Regions from separate parts of the Mus musculus genome. Here region 1 is linked to region 2. A link is a contact called in ENCODE Hi-C or POLR2A ChIA-PET data. All regions are on one chromosome and are shown on one strand. The core of a region is the stretch at or near the end of the contact, and the rest is flanking DNA. Distances in the headings are between cores, read along the strand shown. Region 1 overlaps Hivep2 (human immunodeficiency virus type I enhancer binding protein 2). Region 2 holds the start of Hivep2 (human immunodeficiency virus type I enhancer binding protein 2).

Region 1 (6,952 bases), core at 2,792-5,291, 120 kb before region 2:
ACTGACTCCTGAGAACTGTCCTCTGACCTCTAAATGCACAATAACTGTAAACCCTAATAAGTGCCTAATAAGTGGTGGCAAACTTATCGGGTACACGCATAATCTTCTTTAAGAAAATTGAGAATCCCAAAACATTCCTTATTTAATCCCAAACCTTTATCGTACTGCTAATCTTCTGAACAAAATACCTAACTCAATTATCTTCATCTTAAATGAAGATTAAGGACAGTGTTTTATACTTCTTCCCCATTGTCCCATCTAGTAATCCCACGATGACATAGGGAAGGCAAAATCTTCCTTTATATCATAGTACATACATTGAGGTCTTTTTACCTGCTTTATATAAGTGTGTGTGTGTGTGTGTGTGTGTGTGTGTGTGTATGTGTGTGTGTGTGACTATACATATATATTCATATTCTACATCAGTCTGGTATCTCTTTTGGAAGACAAGTATGCATGCAGATGAAAATGTAAATTATAGCCTTGAAGATCAAGTTGAGTGCCGTTGCATTTATAATAATACTATCCAAGCACAGTAAAGGAGAGGCTGCTATGAGCTGGGGTTGAGAAGGAAACACTTATGCAGCTGGTAGATGTAAATTAGGGCTTGAAAACTCTGACAGGCAGAGATGAGGCTTGGAAATGCCTGAGTTCAACAACAGTTATGCATCTCAGGAGAGCCAGGGGCTCACGACAATGATTTAATGAGCAAAGTCTCCAACTCTGCTCTTATTTGCCTTCAGTTCGGCCATGACCAGCATGTAGTTTTGTTTTGTTTTGTTTTGTTTTGTTTTGTTTTGTTTTGTTTTGTTTTGTTTCTTTCTTGAATTTCCTTAATTAACTTCTTTAATTACATTGCATAGGCACAAGCCTCTGTAATCATATCCCCTTTCAATTGTTGACAATCTCCAGTTCACTCCACACTCTTAGCACCTGTCCAGATTTCCAGCCTCATTTATGAAGACCTTCCCACCGCACTATGCTCTTCCTACACACCACCTCTTCCCATGTGGTGTTCATGGTTTTCTAGCACTCTGCATATTAGGGCAGACGGCTTCTCTCTCTCAAAGACCCAGGTCGTCCAATACTATCCATTACCCCCTGCATTTTTCTCTCTTACACTAACTTGCCATTTATACCACACAAACTGGATCTAAGACCTCCAACAACAGTAGACACTTTACCCTCCTCGGAAGCTTCCTTGGTTCAAAGTCTCTCGTGCTCAGGACTCTAAATCATAATTTACTGCTTGGAAACAATCAGTCTACAACAGCAAAGAAAAGAATTGGCTGCCATCAGAGATTAAGGCAATCTGATTCTAGATAAATGTTTATTTAAATTCCCTACTTTTTTTTCTCAGTGGCATCAAGGAATATGGAGAAAGAAAAGGGGAAGGGTGGGGAAGAGGTGAGGAGATGGGGAGGGCGAATGATGGGCAAACAGGAAGAGGATTGGGGTCTGCTGAATGAGTCAGGCCTGAGCAGCTCAAGAGGAGGTCCTTGTGGAATGGAGCTGAAGAGTACTGCCTCTACCCTTGAAGGAAATCAACAATCCCAGAGCAAGTGGATCTGTGTGACCTTCAAAAGACATTCCGTCGTAGTAAAACGAAAGCATGAACTTACCTCTGGAGAAAACCTGAATTTTCTCCTGAGACTCAGATGGTCTATATGTTTCAGAAACCTAACAGTGCCTGCCTTTAAAGATCGCTTGGTAATTAGCCAACTGGAAAATTCTAAATAAGGTACTATGACAGTAGTGGCTAGAGCTTAACAAAAAAAAAAAAAAAAAAAAGCACACTTGGGCCCGGGTAGATAGCTCAGTGTGTAAAGTGCTTATTATACAAGCATGGGAACCTAAATTTATTCCCCAGAACTCATATAAAAAACTCACAGTGTTAGCAAAGACAGGAGACTCTCTGGAATTGCTAGTCAGTAAGTCTAAGAGAATCAGTTACACCGAAGGTCCTAACCTCGGTGGAAACCTTAACTGGAAAAAGCCAGGTAAATGGCAGTGAGAAATGAAAGATTGTCTTCGGGCTGCACATAAGCATGCACACATACATGTATACACCTCCACCCCTTCCCACAAAAACGCTTGGCTGCGGCTCGGTGGTAGAAAGCACACTTTCAGAACCCCATTCTTACTTATTTCACTTTCCCTGTAGAGTAATGCTTTGTTCATTCAGAGATGACAGGCAGTTACCATGTAGTAACAACCCCAGGGTCAGACCTAAATTCTTCCACTTCCAGCAAACGCTGGCCCCTTCCCAGCATTGTGTACAGGAAGTGCACAGTATCTTTAGTACTAAGCTGGACTTTATGTTGAGTGTGTCTTACAAAAAGAGAAATAAAACTTTACCAATAAGTGTAAGATCACTAAATTCACACTTTTCCATGTGAATGGTGAGAGCTAACATAATTTAAGAGTAAAGAATTATCTAAACCAGTAGAGGAACACCATGGGCAAAATGTGTATGTTTTAGGTACCCGGAGGAACTGCACAAAAAAAAAAAAAAAAGGTATATTAAGAAGTGACATTTAAATTAGATCTCAAAGCACAGATGAGGACATAATAGGTAGATCAAAATTATATCTATATAACTTTCATCTATCTATTCATCTGTACCTCATAATTAGATAGATAGATAGATAGATAGATAGATAGATAGATAGATAGATAGATAGATAGATAGATAATACTGATATAAATAATATAGATAGATGTATTTAATAGATGGTAATAAAGATGTACTGGGCCTGGGTTATTTGCCAGGCTATAGAGCTTGATTTTCCTCTACTGCCACCACTTGAAGGTGACACTGAAGAAGACAGCTAAAGAGACATGGCATAGTGTCCACGAGAGACCCTGCCTCAAAAAGATAAGGTGTATGTATGACACTTGAGGTTGCTTTCTGGCCTCAATGCAAACGGACACACTCATATATACAACCAGCCCCCACACATACAAGTCAAACACACATGAAAAATGCCCATGAGAGATTCCGTTTCTTCTATAAGAAAATGCATGTCTTATGTAACAAAGAAGATTAATACATTCAATTAATAATGTCATGGCTTGAGAAAGAGACACTTGCGTGGCCCTTACCCAGGTTTCTAATAAGGACAGGATGCTAACAGTGAAAGGACCATTTAGAAAGCTGATTTCCTTTCATCGTGCCTGTTAAGTGTTTACTTAATTCACATCCTGTGTGACCCTATGGGAAAATTTTTAACTACTGCTGGGGAAATCCCATAGGGTTACGCAGGATGTGAACTGGGCTTGTGCTGAACCACCTTCAGCTTGAAAAATAAACTGGACGAGGTGAGTTTCACTTTCTGTTTGTCATAAATTCCACACTCTACCTCCTAAAGTTCACATTCACAGAGCATCGGCCTCTCTGGATGGCAGGCCAACAGAAGGCCTGCGTTCTCACTGGATCTTTCAAATAAAACTTGTAGAAAGAATATTCCTGTTCTACAAGCGGCACAAGAGGCAAGTCAGTGCCGTCGATCAAAGGCAGTCAGTGGAGCACTCCCAGAATGCTCCTGCATACCTGCAGCACACACAGGCCAGCTGCGCCTTTCCAGTTCCTGTGAAGAATGCACAGCAAACCACTTCCCCTATAGAAAGAAAGAAAAAAAAAAAAAAAAAAAGCAGCCCAACTTACTTGCTGATGGAAACAGTGTCATACTTTCCACTGGCCAAGCTTGAAACCATTACTGATTTAACCTTCATTAATTTTTCCACAACGATTTGCAGAAATGTCAGGAAGCAGCTGTATGAAGACTGATTAATTATCCTTATCATGGCTACTTCGCCAGGCACTTGTACCCCCCCCCCCCACTCCTATTGATACATGTATGTGTAGAAATATCTAAATATATATTCTAGCATGAAAATGAAAGTCAGCCCTTTGTCCTCTGTTGGTTGAGATGGGTGGTATGGGATGTGTTACTCTGAAAATCTAGATTGATCTGCGCTGTCTTTCAAGGGCCCAAATCTGGATCTGGAGGCAACCCCATGAAATTTGGGACAGTAGCCATGAAGGAAAAGCTTGCTTCCTGCCGATTACTCAGATCTGTTCAAACAGACGCTAATGGATTCATGTCTTAGAGCAACACTGCATGTGTTAGTCAATCACAGAGGCTCGAATTCACTTCCGAAATGTGAATTAGAAAATCAAATGCCCTTTCTCTACTTTTTTTTTCAACTTTTCTTTCCTGCCTCATCATTTTAGATTGCAGGGTACCATCTGTCTCACCCCATCAAAGAACACGCTCTGCATGCCTGGCACAGACGAGGGAGCAGCACACCTCACAGCCCCACGTGTCAACCGCCGAGCATCGTTAAGGCAGGTTCGCCACCCAGTCTGGCCATCTGGGTGACTGGTTCAAGCAAGTTTGGCTTCTCGGGCAGCACTAATGTCAAGTAATACTCAGGAAGATAAACACTGGCAAACTTATTTTCCCTCTAAGACACAGGAATGTAGACAGAAATGTCAACGTGCACCTACTAACGCTGCCAACTAGAAAGCTTCAATAGCAAAGGCTTGTCACATCCCTGAAATACGAAGACAGTCCAAACCTGGCACCTTCCATAACAACTCCAATTTTAAGTAAGAACCTGTTTTTCCTGCCCTCATACTAAAAGGCAATAAAGTGGAACAGGCTTAGAACCAAATGACAACAGTATCTTTCAGAGAGACGGGGAGAGGCCCTCCTAAGACTACATAGACAACACCACAGACCATCCAAAGGCTCCCTTCTTACAGACACACTCATTCCGCAATCCAAAGAAACCCTGGTGTACAGCACTGATGTAATAACAAGAGGCATGCGACATCCAGGCCAGATCATGCGGATCTGGGCCAGAATATCAGCTTTGAATCATATCCCACACTCAATGAACAAATCATAGCATCAGGTGAACTACCTAACCTCTCTGTGCCTCACTTTTCTAATCTGTTAAATGGAGATAAAAGTAATGGCTCCATTAGAATTACTTGGTGCTTTAAATTGGCACCATTTACCACCTTTAAAGTGGCCACCTTTACCAGGCCATTAGGTCTGTATTTTTCAGTTGATGTTTCTGACTTAAGATTCATCTAAAAGTCAGAGAGACATAACATGGGAAGAGTTCCTGAATTCATTTAAGCAAGCTCATTGTATTTTTGAAAAGATGTGTCAACCATAAGGGAAGACATGCATAGATTTGAATATGCCCATTAAAAATGAATTAAATAATCTGGGGTTAATAACTTTTTTTATTGGTACTAGTAGGACAAGCATGTAATGATGGGTGACACTGGGGCAAGCACTCCTGAAGACTGTCACAACTCATCACTTCTGCTAGGCCTAGAAAGCGCAGGCAGGAGGAGCCATCAAGACCTGCATGGGCATGGACTTCATCATAGTCAAAGACTTCCTGATGAAGACAAAGGTGCCCATTTATTGACATGAAAATCAGGTGAAATGGCAGAAGGTCACATGGTGAAGAAAGGAAAGTTCTTTGACTTCCTCTTCTACCAGGCCCTAAGGCCTTGATGTGTTATGGTACAACATGGGTCTTTGTGTGGCCTAGGACTTCTCCATCCTCTTGCTGCCATGACCGTCTTTCTGCTCCCTCACAGACAAGAGTCAAAGAGAGAAATAAAACCATTCCTACCCTCTCCAATCAATGGATTTCTAGAAGAATCCTTTTAGTACCTATGCCAATGAGAGTATTTACTGATATGAAAGTGAACTGCGGATGCCACCAAGACTTCGGGAGAGACCCAGAAAGAACACGAAGGAGAGGGTTTGGTTCCTGTTTCTCTGAGCTCTCCTTTTTTTATAGAATAGAGTTTATTAAGGGCATGGGGAGGGGAGTTAAGAGGGTAGTAGAGTCAAAGAAAGGCAGACGGGGAGAGAGAGAGTAGAGAAGTAGAGGAGTAGAGACCGGTCATGAGAACACAGAGAGAGACGGTGGAAGAGGCGAGAGGACAGAGGACAGAGCAAGGGCAGGAGAGCAAGAGAGGAGCAAGAGAGAGCAAGAGTCTCTGAGCTTTCCTTATCTGCCTGCTTCCCTGGGAGTTCCACTGTCAAGGAGGGAGAAGAGAGACAGAAGCAGAAAAGAAGGGCAAGATGTTGTTGAGCACTCTCAGGAAAATGCATTTGTGAGTATTTATTTTGCCTTTATTGGAATTGAGAACAAAACTCAACCAATCAATCCCTATCCAGAATGAATGAATGAGTGCATGAATGAATGAATGAACGAATAAATGCTCCTGATATATACATGAAATCAGTTCTGTTCTCTTTCCCTATCTGATGTCTGTGGGCCCTGCAGGGCATAATATTTTTAACTATGCAACAGGAAAAAAACTGGATTACTTTTTAAAAAATTATTATGAGACATCCATATCCAAATTACAAGTGAAGTTTAAAGTCTTCGTTAGCAATTATGAACAAGAGATGGTACATATGTCTAATGCCTGCATCATCTTGACTTGTTATGTCATAAAGACATTTTGTGAACAGAGAGGGCTAGCAGCTATGACCTTGGCTGACAGCAAAGCCAGGGATGCTGCTATAGCTACCTTGATTGGCTCTTCCTCTAATAAAGGAAGGCAGGAAGGCGAACAGGCAGCTAGGAGGTTAGTGAGACCTAGCCATTGTTTTCTTTAACTGAATTCTCTCCATTTGCATGTGAGAGTCCCACCCTTGGATAATGATAAGCCCCATGATTGTTTCATCTAGCTACAGTCACTGAGTTATGTCCCTTATTTCTTCATGGAGAACAGTTGCAAAGAGAAATAAAACCATTCTTCTCCTTTGCAATCATAAGAGAAAAACATTGCTAGAAATGGCCTTCCTTTTCCCTATGACAGAAAAGAAGGGAGGATTTACTGACTTGGAAATGGACTGCTGACACAACCAGACCATCCCAGCATCCAGGCAAGTACATATGTAGC
Region 2 (6,795 bases), core at 2,375-4,874:
CATACACACACACAGAGACACAACACACTGCCGAAGTATAAAATAAAATTCATCATTTTACCGGAATAAGCATAGGGCACTCAACCTGACTTCTGAATAATGTCACAGTGCCAACAGTTCAAGCTGACACATGCGCTATTACTCTCCAAGGCACGCCTGCGTATATGTTGTCTTCTGTTTTGTTTCATAGTAACAAGAAGATCTGTAAATGCATCCCATGGAAAGGGAGCTGATCAATCAAGAGATTCTGCTAGGTAACCTTCCAATGTAGCCAAACAGGACCATTTCCTTATGTGACATGTTACCAGAAATAAATTCTTCTTATGGCATTTATTACAGAAATGTTTTATCTATGTCAATACTATTTTGCCAACCCCCCATCTAACCAGTTAAAATATAATCTGTCTTATATTTATAGTATATAACAGTACATATCCTAAATCTGTACTATCATTAATATTGACTACCATCCTCCTTAACTGTCCCAAATCAACTTTAATCTACTTAATTTTAAGCAACTTTAAATACATAAATATTAGTTGGTACTAATAATTAATCTAATAAAATACAATCACTGAAACACATTACAGATGTCAATTGTGTTATGCCCCTCCTATTCTCAAAGCAAAAAAAACTATATTAGATAATTTTCAAAAGAGTCGGCCCTGTACTATTTATTTTATCATAACATTTATTTTAATTATATATACTGTAATCATAATGTTTTATTTTTCTGCACATGAGAACTATACTGCCCACTTCAAGCCTAGTGGTCAAAGAGATTATGACACTCGAAGCACACTGTCCGTCTGTGGATATTGCAGACTCCCTGACTGCTTGGAATAAGAATGCAGTTGTAACCTGATATCACGACTCGTTAGGGCTCCACCAGAATTTTCTCTTAGCAATAAAAAATGAGTTCTACCTTATTCACATGCACAGCGTTCCAGTTTTAATAAAACTGCTGGACCCGCATCCTAAAACTCAAACCCAGCAAGCCCATTATACAACCGTCTTAGGTAACTTGTAACATTGTATCTTGGCATGCCTATAAGACATATAAGCAACCAGGCATTCACAGATCCTAACACATTTATGTATGTAACGATATGTGAATATATCTAAAACAACTTGGTTTGCTCAAGGACAAATAGAATCATTATCACTAAAGGAAATGGGTCTAAAGTTCCATGGCCTTTTTCTGGGGGGGGGGGTACTGAAAATGTAATTAGTATGAATCTTATTAATACTTCAAGTAATTTCTGGGTTTGATTATTCAGGCAAAAGAAACTGCTGAAGAGAAAAAAATAGCCCTCGAAAAGGACTCTGCATTGACAAGAAGAAGAAGAAGAAGAAGAAGAAGAAGAAGAAGAAGAAGAAGAAGAAGAAGAAGAAGAAACAAAAACAGCCCTCCTGTGAGTTATTGAAGTCTTGCTTTGGAAGTGGAAGAAAGTACCAATATAGTTTTTAAATAGAGTTATTTTTAAAATGGCAGAAAAGGAAGAACGAAAAAAATCAGTTCAATTTTTCTATTATAATGAAAGGACCGGAAGCAAGCCTCTCTGTGTTCATTTTAGGCCTAAATAACTGTGCAGAGCATAAGGGTTTTGCAATGTCAGTTGCACACACAGCTTCCTGTGTGAATTCTAAGCCATTACAGGTGTCCTGGGGTTTCCAGTGTAACCTATTATCAAGAGATTCCTCTGGTCGCCTCTATGCTAACCCCTCTGCCCTCTGTTCTCAGCCCAAGCACGTTTCTGCGGGTCTCCTCCAGGCGACTGTATTACAGACCCTTTCTCTTCTCTGCGTCTCCGAGGTGAGAGCGCCCACTTTCCCTTGGCGACGCAAGTCAAAAGCTTTCGCATTCAGAGGACTAGTTCCTGCAGTCCTTTGCACTTAGATGCTTTCAAGTAGGCGACTGAGGAACCACTACAAGAGACCCTGCTTCCCCTCGGTCTCTTCCCCACTGGGAGCCGCATCCCTGCAGCACAACATCCAGAGACCCTCTCCGACCTTCTAGCCTCCACAGAGACTGAGCGTGGAGGGTTGGGGTCGCATTTTCTCCTGTCCTCTGCTGCACTGGATATGTTATGTAAGAGGGACAGGACGCGGGAGGCACATGCGTATAAAGCGCACCGATCTGTGATAACAGCTGGGATGGCAAGGCTGATCTGGAGTCGTTCCCCCACCAAATACGACAGACACATCACCCTCACCACACACACACACACACACACACACACACACACATACATAGACGCTATGTTTTCCTGTCTTAGCCCTACCAGCACCAGACGCACAGAATGGAAAGGAGGGGGTTGGGGGTGAAGGGAGGTGAGAGGTGCGGCGGCAGCAGCACATCTGCTTTGATAGCAGCCAGCAGAGCCGCCGCGGCAGAGAGCCCCTCGTTAACCCCCTTCCTGTGGCTGCACCACGTCATGGAACATTCCCGGAACGGGCCAACGTTCCACCCACTTCAGGGAACAGACATAAAGGCGCAGACCCAGCTCCTCGCGGTGCACTGCCCAAACACACATGTTTCTTCCCGATCCCCCGACCAGAAGCACAAACAAGCATGCAATCCGCCCCCACCCGTCTCCAAGCGCCGGGGGCCAGCCGGCGGCGGCTGGAGCCGCTCTGCGGCCGGTGCACCCGCAAGGCGAGGGCGCCTCCGCCTGAACCTTCCATGGAGACAGTCCCCTCCTTCTTCGCTTCCTTCCTTCCTTCTCTCCTTCCTTCCTTCCTCGCTCGGGAGGAGAAAGGAGTCACAGAAATGCCCAGCGCCAGCGCCTCCGCTGCGCTCGCTCGGCCGCAGGCCGGCAGCCCGGCCCTTGCCGTCCGCTCGCCCGCTCGCCCTCCCGCCCGCACCGCCCCCAGCCCCGCGCCGCGCCGCGCCCCCTCCCCCGCTACTTGACAACGGACCGCCGGCCGCGGCAGCCGCAGCGGTGGCCCGGCGGTGCGCGCCGGTGCACGTCCCTCATTAGTAACCAGGCACATTCCTGCCTCCAGCGCTCCCGCGCGGCCCCCTCCCCCCAGGACATTACGCAAAGCAGCCTCCCCTCATCTGCATAGAACCTCGGCCAGGGTATTCCCCGCATTTCCTAATGCGCCCGACCCCCCCCCCCTTGCTTAGGTCTCCCCCATCCCCGCCTCCTCCGACCCTTACCCCTGGGCCACCAGGAAAGCGGCCGGGGGCGCGCGCCGCGAAGGGGGCGATGGAGTTGGGCGAAGGCGATTTCAGGGTAAAGTGAAACAAGCTCGATCTCTGGTGCAGGCAGGAAAAACACAGAACCGAGGCCACTTACCGAGCCGAGAAGGGACCTAGATTCCCGCCGCTCTGCTCTGCCAGCGGCCGGTGCGCCCTCCACGCACCCCAGGGCTGCACCCAGTACCCAAGAGTCGAAGCGTGGAGGGAGGCTGCTACCCAGCCAGAGGACCTTTCAAGTTGCTCGGGCTCCGGGCAAGCTTCAATGTCCAAGACTCAACTTGGCAAATACTTGTGCCACAGTCACCGAAGATGTCTTTTTTTTTTTTTCTTTTTCCTTTTTCTTTCTCTTTTTGCGGAGACCCTCCTCCACCGGGGAGAGACAGCGCACGGCGGCGCCCCGCTCTCCAGCTCTCCACCCCCTCACCTCCAGCCCGCCTCCCGCCGGCCGCCAGCCTCCCGGCCGCGAGCCCCTCGGGCGGCTGTCAGCTCCCGGCAGTCCGGGTGACAGCGGCCGAAGGAGGGCGCGACGCGGCGGGCGGTGGGGGGGATCCTCGCAGCCGCGGCGGCCGCTCACCTGTAAAGTCACCGCAGCGCAGGAGGAGGAAGAGGAGAGAGAGGAGGAGGGGAGGAAAGCCCCCCGGTGCCCTTGTTCTTGCTGCGGCGGCTGCTCCTCGCCCAGGCTGAGCGTGTCTGGTGGGGGGTGTCTGGTAGCATTTCCTTAAGGACAGAGGGAGGGCGGGCGTGGAGGGAGGGAGGAGGGAGGGAGGCGATCCCCACCGCCAGCCCAGGCTCCTCTTGTCTTTATTTATATATTTATTTATTTTCGGACACTGTTAGGAGATGGAGCCAGGGCGGGGGCCAGGGCCGCTAGGCTGGGGCTTGAGCCGCAGGACCCGGGCCGCAGTTTGTCGGCGTGCGGGAGCCGCAGCGGCCACCTCCCCTCCGGGCTGTGGACGCACCGGGTTATTCCTGGCAGCGCCTCCCCGAACAGAAGTTACTAGGAGGAGTGCGCGGCGAGGGCGGGCGGGGGAGAGGGGAGGGAGGGAGGAAGAGGGAGAGACTCAGCCAGCGACGTCATCGGATCCCCCAGCGCGTCCCTGGGAGGGAGGCTGAACCAGAAAAACCAGTCTGGAGCAGGCCAGCGGGGCGAAGGATGTGCGACCCGGACTGGCCCTGATGCGGGCGCGCGGGGAGGGAAGGTCGCGGTCGCGCTCTCTTGCCTCGGAGCCGAGATCTCCGCTGAGAGCGGGTATCGGCTTGCCACGCAGAAACACTGGCGAGTCTGGAGCGGTCTGAGAATTTCCTACTAGGGTGTGGAAACCTCCTTCGCGCCCATTCCCTTCCCTCTCTAGCCCCCTTTCCCACGTACTGGTTCCTTGTGATCTGTGGGATCCTTACATTTTGCCCGCGTACCAAGGATTTCTCGCCTCTTCACCCTCCAGCTGCACTCACGATTTTGTTAACAATTCGGGTGGTGGTGGGGAATTATGTTGCAGCCCCTGGAGCTCACAGTGTGTTTCACTAGCATTTTCCGTGCCGGGGCGGAAGCACGAAGTTTTCACGAGCTCGAAACGCCCCAATTGCTTTCCCCGGGGTCACTCCCCAGGGCGCCCCGGGTGCACCCTGCTCAGGAAGCCGCCCGCCCTCGTCTGGGTATTCAAATAGGCTAGGGCAGCGGTGCGGGGAGCAGCTGCCGGCTTCCTGGGGGGCCGAGCGGGGGAAAGGGGGCGAGCTGCCACCTCCAGCTGCGCGCTTCTGGTTCTCTGCTAGGGACTGAAATCACACCCAGCCCTGGGAGAGCTGGGCGGGGCTGGGGGAGGGGAAGGGAATCCCAAGCGAGTAGGGGCCGGGACTCTGGCTTCCTCCCCAGCCCGGCAACACCCGGGGGACACCGGGGCTCCCTCGGGCCGTTACCCAGCGTGTGTGGACTCGTGTGCACCCTCAAGGGAGGTTCCCAAGAGGTCGCTGCGCTGGAGCGCAGACACTGGCTTCTGGGCGGTGCCGGCGCCCGGAGCGCCTCCTCCGGGTGGGCTCTCCACGGAGCTCGACCGCGCGCCGCCCACTCTTTGGATTCGAGCGTTCAGGAGCTCCCGGGGCCGTAGCACCCTCTCCCCACCCGCCTGTCCGCGCCGCCGCCCTGCCCGGGGCGGAGTAAACAAGAGACGCACAAGATTTGACCTGGCGCGACCCGGCTTTCTGGCCGGGGTTCCCCCGGAGCAGGTGACTCCGTGGGAGGGGTGGAAATTAGCCTCTGGAATTCCGGGCCTGAGACTTGAACTCTGGTTCTGCTTTAAGGCAGATAATAACTAAGATGTTTTAGGTTTCCATTCACAGTTTTCACAGTTACCGAATGTCAAGACATTAAAAAAAAAAATCGCTACCCTTCTCATTACAAGTGAATATATTAAAAAGGAAGGGCCGCCTCTTTAATGAGTTGGAGAAAAACGCCTTTGGTTTCGTTTTGGTTTTGGTTTTGGTTTTGACCTATAAACAGTATTATGAGAGTCCCCATGTTGTGACAGCATTGCTGTGAAGAGCAACTCTACAAAATGCACTTTTAGTCGCTTTTGGAAGAAGAAAAGTTGGAGATATGCAATAAACTTAATTCTGTGTGTGTGTGTGTGTGTGTGTGTGTGTGTGTGTGTGTGTGTGTGTGTGTGTGTGTGTTTAAATGGATCTCAAACTCGGCCTGCTTCCATTTAAGCAACCTCTCCTTTCATTGTGTAAGTTCCTTGATATTCAGCTGCCCGTTGCCTTAAACTAGAAAGCCTTAATAGAAAAAAAAAATCTACCAAGCATCATTTTAAGTTACATCTTTTAAAATCCAAATGTGATTTTTAAAAAGTTCCACCCCCACACTCTCCCTCTTTCTCCCACTTTCATGTCCACACGCTAAAAGTCCGTTTTATTTAATTGCTTAATAGAGAAGATTACTCCGTTTCTTTAAGAATCCAATTTCTTTTCAGCAAACACAACAGAGCAGCTGCCCAAGCACTCAGAAATTGAGCAAACAGAGAGAGTAGCAGGCAGCTTTGCTTTGGTGAAGTGAATATTAGTTGAAAACTTAACCACATTTTAAAAGGCTAAAGAAAGTAGGATATTGTGACTATATGCAGGTAAATGAGTCATTGAAATACATACTTTTAAAGGGAGGCAATTTATAAACAGTTAAGAAGTTCTCTGATCCTACAATGGAAGGACCACTGGAAACATTGTCTCTAATCAATCTTCGACATTTTTTCAATGATTGCTTTGTCTGAAATTTTTCAAGCTTCAAGGAAGAAACTGTGGACTGAATTGTTGAAGGGACAACTGTTGAAAACATGTATCAATGCTAATACCAGCTAACAGGTGACCCTGTGGGAAGGGCAGAAGTTAGCCTCCGGAATTCCTGGCCCAAGAACTGAACCATAGTTCTCCTTTAAGGCAGGCAAACCACCAATAACTATGGAATGTCAACTGGGACAACGTTCACTACCTTTCTATACATCAATCACTGCTTTCTCTCTAATAGGCCCAAGATTTGTCTCTTGCAAGCCACTGTGCACAAAGTGTAAACCAGTACTAGCCATTCCAAAGCCAGATGC

Evidence for each region. A loop is a pair of places that touch in the nucleus more often than their neighbours do. ChIA-PET counts read pairs that join two places held with the same protein, here RNA polymerase II (POLR2A).
Region 1: a map of gastrocnemius shows a loop between it and region 2 (6-fold over the local background). The contact joins the enhancer-like site here to the promoter of Hivep2 in region 2. A Hi-C loop is called at or near these places in 13 of 37 maps with a recorded cell type or tissue (T-helper 1 cell, T-helper 17 cell, gastrocnemius and 3 more). POLR2A ChIA-PET finds 5 or more read pairs at or near these places in 2 of 5 experiments (Patski and embryonic stem cell).

What each region holds. Positions count from the first base shown.
Region 1 is chr10:14,082,684-14,089,635 of GRCm38, reverse strand. All of the region lies in intron 2 of Hivep2 (human immunodeficiency virus type I enhancer binding protein 2), which reads right to left. Among named protein-coding and RNA genes, the nearest start is that of Gm51759, 41 kb to the left of the region's middle. Within about 2 kb of position 4,041, at least 2 of the 3 ENCODE cell types and tissues checked have a DNase peak (open chromatin) inside an H3K27ac peak, as active enhancers do; they include gastrocnemius and left cerebral cortex, where a contact is called at or near this core.
Region 2 is chr10:13,963,208-13,970,002 of GRCm38, reverse strand. It overlaps Hivep2 (human immunodeficiency virus type I enhancer binding protein 2), which reads right to left and starts at 3,624. Exons shown (of 9, transcript NM_010437.2): 1 at 3,306-3,624.